Linked DNA regions of Homo sapiens: all the other regions are linked to region 1. Evidence: chromatin contacts called from ENCODE Hi-C or POLR2A ChIA-PET data. All regions are on one chromosome and are shown on one strand. The core of a region is the stretch at or near the end of the contact, and the rest is flanking DNA. Distances in the headings are between cores, read along the strand shown.

What was found. A loop is a pair of places that touch in the nucleus more often than their neighbours do. ChIA-PET counts read pairs that join two places held with the same protein, here RNA polymerase II (POLR2A). Pooled maps may share reads with other maps.
Region 2: a map of MCF 10A shows a loop between it and region 1 (9-fold over the local background). The contact joins two enhancer-like sites. A Hi-C loop is called at or near these places in 2 of 168 maps with a recorded cell type or tissue (MCF 10A and PC-3) and 5 of 50 pooled maps. POLR2A ChIA-PET finds 5 or more read pairs at or near these places in 1 of 52 experiments (MCF 10A).
Region 3: a map of mucosa of descending colon shows a loop between it and region 1 (2.2-fold over the local background). The contact joins the promoter of HDAC9-AS1 here to the enhancer-like site in region 1. A Hi-C loop is called at or near these places in 2 of 168 maps with a recorded cell type or tissue (PC-3 and mucosa of descending colon) and 1 of 50 pooled maps.

What each region holds. Positions count from the first base shown.
Region 1 is chr7:18,976,866-18,979,902 of GRCh38, forward strand. All of the region lies in intron 25 of HDAC9 (histone deacetylase 9), which reads left to right. Among named protein-coding and RNA genes, the nearest start is that of HDAC9-AS1, 76 kb to the left of the region's middle. Within about 2 kb of position 1,491, at least 4 of the 41 ENCODE cell types and tissues checked have a DNase peak (open chromatin) inside an H3K27ac peak, as active enhancers do; they include PC-3, where a contact is called at or near this core.
Region 2 is chr7:18,865,346-18,868,382 of GRCh38, forward strand. The region is part of intron 21 of HDAC9 (histone deacetylase 9); the gene reads left to right. Among named protein-coding and RNA genes, the nearest start is that of HDAC9-AS1, 35 kb to the right of the region's middle. Within about 2 kb of position 1,411, at least 2 of the 41 ENCODE cell types and tissues checked have a DNase peak (open chromatin) inside an H3K27ac peak, as active enhancers do.
Region 3 is chr7:18,900,341-18,903,377 of GRCh38, forward strand. It overlaps HDAC9-AS1 (HDAC9 antisense RNA 1), which reads right to left and starts at 1,652. Exons shown (of 3, transcript XR_927081.3): 1 at 1,599-1,652. The region is part of intron 22 of HDAC9 (histone deacetylase 9); the gene reads left to right.

The DNA of each region.
Region 1 (3,037 bases), core at 241-2,740:
AGACTCCCTCCGTCAATAACATCACCATTAATTACGCAGATCCTGCTACTAGTGCACAGGTTGGCAATTTTCCCAAGAATGCACAAATACGAACAGTTCTACTTTCTTGCTTTTACTGGATACTCAGAGTTTAATGGATTTAACATCTTGTTTTGGCCAAGAACAGGAGATAAAATGAATAAGAGATTTTATTTTTATGCAATTATTTTCTCTTACCATAACCACTTAAACAGCAGATTAGCAATAAGGGGGAAAAGTTGTATATTACTCTATTGAAAGATAACTTTATATGAATATCTAGAGCATAAGGGAAAACTTACTTTACATCTTTGATAATAAGAACTAACCCCCTGCCGTTCCCAGCTAAGAACTGAACCAAGTTCATAATCCAAAGGTGTTGCAATTATTCCGAAGGCCAAAAACAGTTAGTTGTCTGTCATCTGAGAGCCATAAAACTGAGGAAACTAACATCTGTTAGTGTTGGATATAAAAGGAGCATAGCTATTCTTTAGAATTTAATATAGAAAAACGAAGCTAAATTCCAACCTGAGTGAAATGAATTGTAAATATTTTTGCCTGTTAAATTGCAGAGCTTAGAATAATTAACAATAATAAGTGATGTTATGAGCCTCAAGTAATATAAAAATCTCAGCAGTTTGGCAGGAATTGGCCCTGTAGGCAAAGTTGTTTATCCTCAGGTAAATAGTGTGCTTGACTCATGGTAGTCTATAGAGATTTAACCTTGGCTTCAGTCCACAGTGATTTTTATTTTAAGCTTCATCTGATGGCAGAGAGAGAATGTGAATGTTCTGATGTGCAGGAAAGCAGAGTCAAAGAGTGTAGCCTGGTTTCATGTTCATTTATCACTTTTAGACAGATTATATCTATTGTGATTGATTTTTCTTGTGGGAAGAAAAATAGTTTTGCTTGAAATATTTCTGATGGCTTTGAACTGAACTCCCTTTTTCAGCAGAGGAAAAGAAGAATTCTTCTAGAACTGGCTCTTGCATTTCAATTGAACCATGCATGAATTTCCTCAGAGACAGACAGACAGACACACACACACACACACACACACACACACACACACACACAGAAAGAGAGAGAGAGAATGCTCTGAAAAGCCACAGAGCATTTACTCTTTTCAGGGGAATACTATCAGTATTGTCCCCCTACTCAAACAGGAAAGATGGCTTTCAAAATGAGATAAAGTGGCGGAAACGTTTCTGGGCTTTTCTTATGAATGCAATATTATAAGCACACAGGAAATTGAAAAATTAGAAAAATCAGAGAGCTAAATGGATGGAAAAGAGTGAAGGCAAGATTCCTTTTATAGGAAATTCTTGCCAGTTATTTTGGAGAACATATTGGTGTTTGGAGTGAGATGACTCATTTCATACTAAGATTTTGGGTAAAGCAGCTCTTTTCCTGGCCAACTCATATCTGACTCATTTACCACTAGTGAATAAGGGATAAAATGCTCCTGGCTAAGAACCATTGTAAGTATTTTTTGTTCGTTTTTCTTGGATGGGGGAGGGGATGACAACACAGTGCAGATAGTCATTTCGTTTTTATAACTACATTGATGGGCCTTGAAGAATAAATTACTAGGAAAAGGCTGATATGTGGGAATTCCTTTTGGGGATAGTTAATTTTCAAACATAACACATACTTTTCTGGGGGCAAAAGACTTGATCAAAAAAATGATTGATGGGTCAACAAAACAAAACAACACAAAAAATCTTGAAGGGATCCAAGTTATATAGTCAAAGAAAATTAAATATATACGTCTGGTCACATATAGCATACTACTTAGAAGCAAGAAGTTTTCTTATTGTTTGCTAGGAATGTGTACCTTTAAACAATTGTAGTTTGCATTTGTTGACTATCTGTTTCAAAATGCTTCTACTTTGGAAAGGTCAGTACAGTACTCAGGTTTACTCTTGGATATCAGTTCAGGCTCTGCTGAAGATCAAGAAAAGATTTGGAAAGGCAATCAAGACTTCAAGATGATCAACTGTTAGGTTTTTAGGAGCACATTTGCACTCTAGAATGCCTAACTTGGTGACTTTGTGTGTGTGTGTTTTTTTTTTAACTAACACAAAAACCAAACAAACTTGAAAGTTAGATTTGCAGTTGTCATTTTGACCTGTAAATCGTGTTACATTTTTTTTTAACAAAATCCAGAATAGTTGTCTCTTTAATCATTTAACTTTCAACTTTTGGCAACCTTTCTCATGAACGTGATGGTTTCATGTCATTAGATAATACAGAAACATGAGAAAACATATTATTCAAAGTCTGACCACTTTGTTTTTTGGGTAACTATCTAGTTTGTGAATATAACAGTGTAATAATCAGCTAAATCCAAGTATCATCTACCTGAGCTTTGAATGGCTTATCAATAGTTCCAATGACATCAAAAACCCCATTTTCCTGAATCTTAAGATTTATATAGAAATATAGACCATTATTAAATATACATTCATATCTAATGTACTTAGAAACATGATTTTCCTCAAATAGCCCATCCCAATGGGATTGTGTCTCCAAAGGCTTCTAGAAGCTAAATGTTGCACAAATTATTCACCCCTCTTATTTTATTCTATGATACCATTATGTTAAGTACTTGTTTAGGTAACTAAGAACTTATTTAGACAACTTAGATAACTAAGTATGTGCGTTAGGCTGTTCTTGCATTGCTATTATATAAATAGCTGCGAATGGGTAATTTATAAAGAAAAGAGATTTAATTAGCTCACAGTTCCACAGGACTTTCAGGAAGCAAGTTCCTGGCATCTGCTTGGCTTCTCCAGAGGCCTCAGGAAGCTTAAAATCATGGAGGAAGGTGATTGGGGAGCGGGTACATCACATGGCAAAAGCAGAAGCAAACAAGAGAGAGAGTGGAGGGGAAGGTGCCACACACTTTTAAACAGCCAGATCCCATGTGAGCTCAGAGCAAGAGCTTACTTATCACCATGGAGATGGTGCAAGCCATTCATGAGGGATCTGCCTCCATGATCCAAACACCTCTCAT
Region 2 (3,037 bases), core at 161-2,660, 110 kb before region 1:
AGCTGCCAAAGATGAAAAATTGAGGCAATAAAAAAGGGAGTGGTAAAAGAGAGAAGGGGGCAATGTGTGTGTGTTGGTGGTGTGAAGAGTTGGAGGGTGAATGCTAAGGAAGAAGAGCAGGACTTATTCAGGTCTGGGCTGGTGGAGCTAGAGGAGAACACCAATTATACCTGGTGTGCTTAGCGCTCCTAGTGCTGACGCTTTTCCACAAATGCCCATGGTAAACCTTCATTTAGTGCCCCCCACAAGGACCCTACAGGGCCTGTGTTGTGTGAGGCACTGGGGGCTGTTCTGCAGCACTAGCAGCCACAACAGCTGCCTGGAATCTGTATAGACAGTTCTTTGATGTGCTGCCTTCACCACTTTGGGAGCCTCTTTTCCTTGTACTTCATGCACAAACATAGGTGAATGCATGAAAAAATGTGCAGTCTATAATGTGCATTTTTGTTTTTGCCAGAAAAACCTAAAAGAAATAAAAGTTTTTGTACCATTTGAAAAGGTATAATTTTATAATATGATGCTTTCATGCAATGACATACAATTAGACTATAGAGAAAAAAGGTAGGCTTGGATTTTCACCTATAATTTACATTTGCATGATTATAATATGCTATTATAAATTATACAGGGGATCAGAATCTGCTGTCTCAGAGGTGACATATAAGATCATATAACTGCCTACTCAAAACTTTTGAGTTTCCACTCTTGTTCAGAATGAAATCCAGTGTCCTCACAGTGGCCTACGAGATGCTACATGAACTGGCTTTATGCCACCTTTCTCATCCCATTTCCAACCATCTTTCCTTTCATTCACTTTGTGTGAGCCACAGTGACATTCTTTTGATGCCCTGAATATGTGGAAGACCCTTCCACTGCAGGGCTATGTCCACCTCAGAACGGCCTTCTCTAGGTACCCCTGTCTCAACGTGCACCACCCCCGTGACTTTCTGTACAATTTGTTTTTCACCTTAGTCCTTATTACATGCTTACTTGTTTATTTATATAGTGTCTTGCCATGAAGGCAAGAGATCAGGGACTTTGCTGTGAACCCTGGCCTATAACTGATGTCCTAACTCACTTTACACATCCTCTCTGGTGGACTTTCACATTGTTTCTTCCTTGTTGGTTGCCCGCTCTCCTCTGTCCCTCAGTACACTGTGTGTGCCTGGGTTTGTTTTCCACCTGCCTTTCCTTCTAACCTATGACCTTTTTGAAGGCAGAGTTACAACATATTTGCATTTTTGAATCCCAGCACCATCCCAGTGCTTCCCATATGGCAGGGACTCAATAAATTACTTCTAAATGAATATAAAAATATTGTTGAGTAACTTTATAAGTTAAGATGTTGTGAAATTTGCTTTATAATTTTGAGTTGCAGGCTGTGGAACCAAGCCAAAGTTCTGGTCCTATGGGAGTTCCCTTCTTGCAACTGAGCACGTCAAATGAGTGGGTAGCGTCTTATGCCGTTCACTCAGCACATGCTGGGGTGAGTCATGGGAAATTACTAGTGTGGTTCAACTTAAGGACAACACTTGACTCAATGTCAGTGCAACCAATTGTTTGGCCATTGACTAGAGATGAAATAGTTCCAGAAATCTGATTCTGAGGAAGTTCAGAATCAGAATCAATTGTTCCAAATCTCATGGAAAGAAATTTAAAGTGGAATTCTTTTCTGCTTACTGTGTTTAGCATCTAGTCACATGATTTGTATCTCTTTATGTTAGTGGTAGTACTCTTTCTGTCTCCTTTTATTTTTATAAGTTTGGTTTATTCTCACTAGCATGGGTTTCACCAGGGGTGGAGACATGCAGGGAAGAAGGAAGAGGGTTGTTCTTCAAGAAGAGCATGACAGAATAACCATTGGTAGGTGAGGACAAAAAAGCATATATGCCATTGTTATTGCTTCAATCATGTGTTTTCTAGCAAAGCAACGTAGGTGCAAATCACCAGTGAATCCTCCTTATTCTCCTACGATGGCATATCCAGTACTTGGTCCCATGCCTCATTCTTTCTTTGATGCACTTTCTTGCTTTGCAAAAGTACATTGTCAAGTAAGTTATTCGGAAAGGGAGCATTGAACATAAATTTCTGAGCCCTAAAATGTTTTAAAGTATTTAAGTCACATACTTAAATACTAGTATGTGATAGCTGCAAGCAGCATTAAAGTTTAAAAATAATTTTCCCTCAGAATGTAAAAACATTCAGTGTTACTGATTAGGACTTTGCTGTCAATATCATTTTCTGATTCTTTGAGGACACGTTTTTTCTTTTTAAGGCTCTCTTAGGATCTGACAAGTGTGTATTTTTTAAAAAAATACGTAGAGCTTCACACTGGTTGGACTAATCAAATTCATATACTTGAGTATTTTTAGTTCCGAAAAATTATCTTCTGTCGTAAGTTGATCATTTCCTCTCCTCTCTTTTCTTGGGTCTCTCAGGGACTCCTATTATTTAAATATAGGACTTCTGCAATGACCCTCTGTGTCTTATATTTTCCCATCTATTTTATACTTTACCTATTTGCTTCCTCTTCTGGGCGATTTCTTCAATTTTATTTCTTCAGATCGTCTACTAATTTTTTAAGTTATGCAATTTTAGTTTTTATCTTTAAGTACTTCCCTTGTTCTTTGATTGTTCTTTTTCATAACAGCATGTCTTTGTTTCAAGGCTAAAATATTTTCCAGCATTTCTTTGAAATTATTATGTTTGTTGTCTGAACTTTATCTGTTTCGTTAAGAGTCTTCTATGTATATGTTTGTTTTAATCTTTTTTTTTCTTGCATACAACATGGTCTTCTTATATGCCAGGTAATCCCTGATTTTCCACTCATATTTAAGAAAGTAGCTAGTACCAGCTTTCCCTGTGGTTGTATAAATGGGTCAATTGAGTGTGTGTGGACTGTCAAACCCCACTTTAGTGTTAGCATTCTAGAAGATAGCAGCTCTTGGTCTCTGGATCCCCATAAATGACAAAATAAGGAGGACTGTGTGTTAGAGTCCCAGTATCTACATTAGAAGTCTTAGCTTTGTTCACACAC
Region 3 (3,037 bases), core at 402-2,901, 76 kb before region 1:
TTGATCCTGGGATGCTGTGAAAACGATGATTTAGCCCACTGAAGAACAGATGGCCCTTAATCACCCCATGTGGCTAAACACACAAATGCCAACCTCAGAGACGCCTTACCTTTGCCCTGTCTGTCCCCTCTAGGCTAGTCCTGCTATATTAAGGGTTATTGCCTTTCTGGCCCTCCCTGCAATCAGCTTTTGAAGTCCATGGCCAAGAAGGCAGTGTGAGAATACCATTATGAGAGAGGTGTTTGCTTAAAGTCATAGTCCGGACAAGATCCCATGGACCCCTTGATAGTCTAGCAGGGAGCCACAAACTTTAGCCAATATCTTCTAATTCCCTGAGGATTCAGAACTGCCCACCATAAAAACATAATGGGCTGTTTATCTGAGCAGCCAGAAGATAACATCTTAAAGTTACAATCTGGGTTACAGACTGGTGACATAAAGCAATAAGAAGTACGAATACCACCCCTACCCTGGGAAAAACAACATGTGAACAGTCTAGTGTATAGATACCACTGGATGCCCTTTTCTCATGCTAATAAGAGCCACAACTTTCCCAACATTTTTCTGTTAAATAGATTAAATATACTTGGGAAGAAATGGATGGACCCCGCCCCTTACTCCATTTGCATGCTTTATACTGTTTTTGAAGTTTGGGACTATGTTAGGAAATATTCCCACTGGCACAATCAAGTGAATTTTTGTGGCACATTTTGACTTCTTTTCAAAGATTGCTTAAGTCCTGTGACATTAATCATGATCTTCTAATAATATACTACAGAGATTCCCAAAAAGATACTTTATTCCCAAGGCTCCAATACTGCAACAGATCAGACTCTCTTTCTCTCTCTGTATATATACTATATATACATATATATATATATACACACACACACACACACACACACACATATATACATATACATATATATATATATAAAATTGTATGAATAATATATTTTGTTCCTGTGATTCTTTGACTCTCTGCTGGGACAGAATTAAAATATCTCAGAGTTAAAAAAAATCCTCTTTTTTCCAAACGCCTGTTATTTGTCTGCATTGCTGACATTAGGGAAAAGAAAAGCTAGGTTTGATATTTCAACTGCATCAATTGAACACGTAATATAGTGGAGACTTTACAACTGTTTGTTTCTGGTAAGCCTGTTTGTTATTATTACCAGTCAACTGGGAGAATCCAATGCCTGTAGGGGATCCCACCCCCAACAAATGAATCTCTATGATTATGGAGAGTGACCAAATTAACCACATAATTGCTAGACTTAACCTCATTGTATAGTATGGGTATTTTACCACATATAAATATGGCCATGAACCAACTATATCTCAACCCACTTGGTTCGTTTTAAACATTTCCTGAACATCCAATAGGATTGTTTTCATAACTTATCTTATTTAATCATAAAAGTTGTTTCCATATATCAGTCCAGTATTTTTAATCTTTTAAATGTTCACATCTGCATATATACATTTCTAATCTACTGCATTTAACAAGCAGCTTTCTTTTTTATTTGTCCCAAGAGTATGTCATATTATTATTTTATGCCAGATTCAATTTAGTCACAAGTTTTGTCTGGCCTTACCTACTGTATTTTCTTCTACCCTTTCAGGAACCCTGTAAAGTGGCAGAGGAAAAGTTACACATGAAATTGCCCTAAAGTGTTTGGAAACAGCTTCAGTCACAACTGCATTGTGCTATGCAATAAAGCTACCCTCACAGGCAACTGTTGCTGGAGGCTGAAGCCTCTGGAATGAGTCTCAGGGAGAATGTACTGCATCCCAAACTGTCTTCCTTAAGGATGACAACAGTGAAATGTCTGCCCTGCTTGGGAACATGCACTAATGCTGCTTTCTCTTACAACTTGAAAACGTTTTATTGGCTTTAAGAATTTGTTTAATCAAATCCTAGTGAAGGTTCTTCTCACTCCTGGGGCTGTTTAGTAAAATATGGATTAGGGCAAAGCCCTCTAATGTGTCCTTAGGAGAGTCATCATGGTGAGATCTGTGGAGGGGTAGGGGAATGAACAGGCTCCAGAAGATTGCTTTTAGCCAAAAAAGAAGGAGAAAAATGAGGCTTTGGCAGGAATAACTCTCTGTGTTTGAAACCAAACTATGAAAGAAAAGTATGTGAGTAAAAAAGATTTCCCCAAAGATTCGTTTGGAATAGAATTTTCAATATAATGAAGATAAAGCAGTTTTGAGAACCCCCTCTAACAATATTTTATTTCTAATAGAATTGCCTGTGAGCAACTGAAACAATTGACAAGGGCAGGGGGAAATGATTGAATGAACTGCATCACTGAAATAAATAAAAATATGCTTACCTCAGGATATCTTGTTGGATTTCCTAAAATATAATTATTTAGCTACGTATTTGAATTAGCACATAAACAAATAAGGAACACTTTTGATTTTAATATCTGAGGAATGGAAAAGTTTGGAAAAAGAAATTTCACACTATTTATAAGTGAAATATGTCTCTAGTTTACATGTACAAATTTTCTGATTCCAGGAATCTCTGCAGTCTCGTTCCTTTGAGTGTTTTCTAATGAGTATAATCATCTATAGTAATAGTATTTATTTACATATGGCATTGTGCTAAGGGGTAAGCAAAACCAATTGTGCAGAGCTAGTCAGTCTGATATAATAAAGCATGATACACAGTTATGTAGGGGAATATGAACAAATATATTCAGCAATTTTCTTGCATGAGCAATTTGAAAACAATTTTACATGTTCAGGCCAGAGAATACATGTTTGATCAGAGTAGGAGAAAGGAGGTGCTTTGAGAAATGATGGAATTTCAGCCTGATGGTTAACTATAGCAAGGGCTGTGGAACTAAATAAACCTGCATTTGGGTCCTGACTTGGCCCTTCTAAGCAATAACATGACTTTAGGCAAGTTGTTAATTTTTTTAAATCCCAGTTTTCTCATTTGTAAAACATAGATGACAACTGCATTTTATTCATAGTTTACGTAAAATACTTGTGTGGCGCCTAAGCAATGGTGTTAGACCAAAAT